2 separate regions of the Homo sapiens genome follow, and region 1 is linked to region 2. The links are chromatin contacts, found by Hi-C in ENCODE. All regions are on one chromosome and are shown on one strand. Each heading gives the region's core, a stretch centred on a gene start or an enhancer-like site at or near the end of the contact. The rest is flanking DNA. Distances are from core to core; before and after follow the strand shown. Region 1 overlaps PDLIM1 (PDZ and LIM domain 1). Region 2 has its middle 52 kb from the start of HHEX.

Evidence for each region. Hi-C counts contacts between places; a loop is a spot of excess contacts on that map. Pooled maps may share reads with other maps.
Region 1: a loop to region 2 is called in a map with no recorded cell type, with 19 times the contacts of the local background. The contact joins two enhancer-like sites. A Hi-C loop is called at or near these places in 3 of 37 single-sample maps with no recorded cell type and 2 of 50 pooled maps.

The regions. Positions count from the first base shown.
Region 1 is chr10:95,235,080-95,237,779 of GRCh38, reverse strand. PDLIM1 (PDZ and LIM domain 1) reads left to right here. Exons shown (of 7, transcript NM_020992.4): 7 at 1-208. Among named protein-coding and RNA genes, the nearest start is that of ACSM6, 42 kb to the right of the region's middle. Within about 2 kb of position 1,364, at least 7 of the 41 ENCODE cell types and tissues checked have a DNase peak (open chromatin) inside an H3K27ac peak, as active enhancers do.
Region 2 is chr10:92,740,961-92,743,660 of GRCh38, reverse strand. No RefSeq gene overlaps it. Among named protein-coding and RNA genes, the nearest start is that of HHEX, 52 kb to the right of the region's middle. RefSeq lists an enhancer at 854-1,193. Within about 2 kb of position 1,265, at least 4 of the 41 ENCODE cell types and tissues checked have a DNase peak (open chromatin) inside an H3K27ac peak, as active enhancers do.

The sequences.
Region 1 (2,700 bases), core at 115-2,614, 2.5 Mb before region 2:
TTAATTGACTCACACCAGCTGTGCGATGCCCGCTTTTACAATTAAAGGAAAACTGTTTTGTTCAGTGTCACCTTGTCAGCAACACTGTGTCCCTTCGCCCCACCGTTCTTCTCTGCTGCATTTGGACATCAGCCAAATTTGAACCCAATCAAATATAACGTGTCTGACACTGATTTTGTTTTTACTCAATAAATGTATAGACTACAAAGCAGTGTGGTGTCTGTTATCTGATTATGTGTCCCATTTCCTACTCAAGCCTGATGAGATTTCTGAGGCCTGTCTTCTTGTTTTGGGTTTCTTGTTTCTCTCAGATTTACTGGCCTTTCCCCCGCAACTTGCATCTTAACAAGCTCTGTTCTTACATTTCTTCGAAGCTTGCTTGAAATCCTCTTTCTGTAAAGCTAATATAAGATACCTAGCTCTGTTTTTTTTTTGTTTTTGGAGACGGAGTCTCGCTATGTCGCCCAGGCTGAAGTGCAGTGGCGCTATCTCGGCTCACTGCAAGCTCCACCTCCTGGGTTCACGCCATCCTCCTGCCTCAGCTTCCGGAGTAGCTGGGATTACAGGCACCTGCCACCACGCCCGGCTAATTTTTTTGTATTTTTAGTAGAGACGGGGTTTCACCACATTAGCCAGCATGGTCTTGATCTCCTGACCTCGTGATCCGCCCGCCTTGGCCTCCCAAAGTGCTGGGATTACAGTCGTGAGCCACCGCGCCCGGCCCCTAGCTCTGTTTTAATGAAATCAAGTTTTCTTTGCATTGGGCTGTTCTGAGGCTTATCTGAGGAAATGAATGCTTCCCAAATAATAGGTGGGAGCATTAGCAGTTGGCTTGGAAACATTCCCTAGTAAGTCCCTCTTCAGGCTGGTTGCTGACATCACAGCTGCTCCCCTTCATGAAGGGCAGCAACCTCAGGAAAGTGTCCAGCAGCAGCAGAGAGCCCAGGACATGGCCACTGTGTCCTCCTCACAGAGGAGACTGAGGACCCTGGCTGCTAAGAACGAGTCCTGAGTCAAGATCTGAGGTCACCACAGTTTATCTCCTGGTGACTAATCCCTCATGGGCTCAGTGGTGCCCCCATCCCTCCAGACACTGAGACTAAGTGATTGTTATGAGAGGCGGACAGGGTACTCCAAGCAACCCTCTTTCCTCCAAAGGAGCAACCATCTATTCTTGAGCAGTGCTCACCACCCTTGGTAATAGTTCATGACCTTTCATTATGAATGCACTAACATGGTACATACTCTAATAGTAAGAATTGTAATCAGTACCAGGATTTCATACCACAGACTCTGAAGCCAGAATGTACGATGGACAGTTCATGCACGTGAGCTGTTGTAGTGCCACAACAAGCAGAACTGAAACTGTTCAGGCAGAAAATCATGTCATGTTAAAGCTCTCGATTTCTTTTTTTTATTTTTTGGCAGTTAATGAGTTCTTACTTTAAACCCCATCTGTTTCTACGCTTATAAAAGTCAAGGTGGCTTAAACTATGCAATTCTTAGAAATCAACATAAAATGAAAAGTCTCTGAACCACAGCAGGTCTGACTCATTTACAAAGACATTAACAGTCATGATTTGGATTTTGATTGTAAGGAATAGATGAGTCATGGATACTTAGAACTTTCTCTAATCCCTCTCCTCAGATAATGTGCCAATCAAATGTCTGACATTTGTCAGTATTACTTCTTAGGTGTGGGTCTTTCATACAGATATCTTGCTTCCAGGGGAGGCCAAACACCAACAGCTTCAGGTGACCATTATTACTATTCAATATAGCCTGTATGAGGAGTTCATTTCCTGACTGAATGAAACAGAATGTCAGCATTACCACCCCTAAGTGCCAGTTGTGTTATGTGGCAAAGAAGCCCTTCCCTTTTGCCCCCAGTATTTGGCACATACAAATATTTACTGCTCTGCCGGGCGTGGTGGCCCATGCCTGTAATCCCAGCACTTTGGGAGGCTGAAGTGGGTGGATCACTTGAGGTAAGGAGTTTCAGACCAGCCTGGCCAACATGGTGAAACCCTGTCTCTACTAAAAATACAAAAGTTCGCTGGGCATAGTGGTGCATGCCTGCAGTTCCAGCTACTCTGGAGGCTGAGGCAGGAGAATCACTTGAACCTGGGAGGTAGAGGTTGCAGTGAGCTGAGATTGTGTCACTGCACTCCAGCCTGGGTGACAGAGTGAGACTACGTCTCAAAAAAAAAAAAAAAAAAAAAAAAAAAAATTACTGCTGAGAGCAATTTGAGATTTGGCCTATTTTTTGTGCTTCATGCCTACCATATTTATCTGATTGTTTCTCTTTCATGCTTCCTCTAAAATGAAAAGATTGGAAGGAACAGTCTAACTCTGTAGCCATCTTTAATTACTAAGCTTTCAGAAAATTTCTTGAAGAGGAAAAACTCAGCCAGAGTCATGCAGACTGTGATCAAGCTGTTTTCTCTGACTTGGTATGCTCTTCCTGCACCCCTTGATTACTTTTAACATTTAATAAATTTCTGTTGTCTTTCGAGATTGAGCCACCTCCTCCTCCAGACAGGCTTCCTGACTGCCCAGCATGACTTGGATGCCACTCTCCTATGCTTCCATACCCAGGGGACACCTTCTTGGCATGCATCACACAAGACACTAATCACTCATCTCGTGAAAGGAAAGAAGCCTTGCATGAGAGCTGATCCTTTGTCTTTTTCAGCCTTT
Region 2 (2,700 bases), core at 16-2,515:
AAGGCTGGGTGCAGTTGCTCATGCCTGTAACCCCAGCACTTTGGGAGGCCAAGGCAAGAGGATCACCTGAGTCAGGAGTTCAAGACCCTATCTCTACAATTTTCCCGGTTTGGTGGCACGCACCTGTAGTCCTAGCTACCTGGGAGGCTGAGGCAGGAAGATTTCTTGAGCCTAGGAGCTCAAGATTGCAGTGAGCCATGATCATGCCACTGTACTGCAGCCTGGGCGATAGAGTGAGACCCTGCCCCACCCCCACCAAAAAAAAAGATGGTCTTAAATGTGTCTCCATGAAGTTGTTGCTAATCCCTTCAGCTGGTATAATGTTTTCCTCCTCCGAATGCATCGTTTATGGTATTGGTAGAGTGTAAGTCCTTTTCTGACTATACTGTAATTACATATGTGCATAGCTCATCACCTCTACACAGCCATAAGCTTCTTGAGGGTGAAAACAAGGTTATTCATCTTGGTATCAGCTTGGTCCTAAGCCCGCTTCTCTGTTCACTCTCTTCTCTCCTTAAATGATCTCATGATTTATGACTTCATCCACTCCATCTAAATGCTGATGCTTCCAGCCCAGACCTCTCGGCTAAGCACCAGATCCTACTCACACCACCTACTCCCATAGCCCCGTGGGTGTCTCCAGGCTCCTCGTGCTCGGTGTGTTCAGTGGGAACTCACCGTGATGCCCCCCACCCAACTCAGGCCTCCTCCAGGTTTCCTTTCTTGGTAAATGCCACCCCCATCCCCTACTGGACATCCAGTTTTGCAAGCCAGAATCGAGGAGTCCTCTTGGAACTCCTCCACCCAGCAACATCTATGTCTACTCCATCACCAGGCCCTGTAAGTTTTACATTTTAAATGGTATTCAAATCCCATAACTTTTCTCCACCTCCACTACACCCCTTAATCCAAGCTGTCCTCATCTCTCACCTTGCCCACATCCTCTGCTGGTATCAAAATAGGCTCCCCACGTCACCTGCAGCCTCACATCTCCAGTCCTAGTTCATATGATTTGAATGTCACTTGTTTTGTTAAACTCAAATCTGGCCAAGTCACGCTACAGGTTTAGAATCTTCTGTGACTTCCCATTGATCTAGGATAAAGACCCAAATCCTTAATATAAACTGACCACAGGGCCCAGCATCATCTGGCCCCTGTTTATGTCTCCAGCCTAATTTTGTGCTACTTTCTTTTTTACTCTCAATATTTCAGTCACAGGGCACTACTTTCAGTTCCTCAAAAGCACTGTGCTCTCTACAGCCCTGGGGCCTTCATGCATGCTGCTGCTTCTCACTCTGGCCACCACCTTTGCCTAATAAACTCCTGTTCATCCTTCTAGTCTCAGAACAGATCTCAGCTCCTCAGAGAAGCCTCCCTGACCAGATCTGGTCACTCAATTACATATCCTCATTGTTCTCTGTATTTTCTTTTATTGTATTTAGATTGTTCCATAATTATAGATTTGTGTAATTATTTGAAGGTAGATGTGGCTATTTTGTTTCAGCACATAGATATAGAAAATTATATTAATGACCAGCTACATTTGGCTGCCAATATTGTCAAGATATGTCAAGTTTTTCCGGAGGCTTATAATTTTCACATTTTCCTCTATTTTCTAGTTGCATCAGTAAAAAAAAAAAAAAAAAATTTGAGACAGAGTCTCACTCTGTCTCACCCAGGCTGGAGTGCAGTGGTGCAATGTTGACTCACTGTAGCCTTCACCTCCCGGGTTCAAGCGATTCTCCTGTCTCAGCCCCCTGAGTAGCTGGGATTACAGGCACGTGCCACCATACCCAGCTAATTTCATATTTTTAGTAGAGATAGGGATTGATTCTTTCTTTCTTTCCTTCTTTCTTTCTTTCTCTCTCTTTCTTTCTTTCTTTCTTTTGAGATGGAGTTTCACTCTGTCACCCAGGCTGGAGTGCAGTGGTGCAATCTCGGCTCACTGCAACCTCTGCCTCCTGGGTTCAAGCGATTCTCCTGCCTCAGCCTCCCAAGTAGCTGGGATTACAGGTGCCTGCCACAATGCCAGCTAATTTTTTGTATTTTTAGTAGAGACAGGGTTTCACCATGTTGGCCAGGCTGATCTTGAACTCCTGACCTCAAGTCATCCACCTGCCTCAGCCTCCCAAAATGCTGGGATTACAGGTGTGAGCCACTGCGCCCGGCCTGCATCAGTTAAAATTTTACTTAGCTGCAAGTCACTGAACATAGTGCTTCACCAAATAGGGTTTTTTCTCTTTTTCTCACATTATAGAAGTCTTGAGGTAGGGCTGAGGCAGCTGCTTACAGAAAACAAGGTCCCAGCCTCCTTGTAACTTTTCTCCGCTACTCTTAATGCCTGACTTTCTTCCTCACAATGGAAAGCTGGGCTGCTGCCCCTCCAGCATGGTGTTCATACTCTACACAGAAAGAAGGGGAGGGGTCAAGGGCAAAACATGTGTACTGATTGGACTTGTCCCTTTTTCTCAGGAAAACAATAGGGCTTTCCTGAAAGCCCCACAGAGGAAGCTTCTACGGATATTTTTTGGCCAGACTTGGGTTGTAGACACTTCAGCTTCAAGGGGCTCTGGGGAGGTATGTGATCTTCCATGGGCAACCTGCTGCCCTAAGCCCAGCTGGAGCCCTGTTAGTGAGGAACAAGGAGAGATTGGAGACCTGGAGGCCAACCAGGGTATCTGCCGCTCTACTGCCACAAAC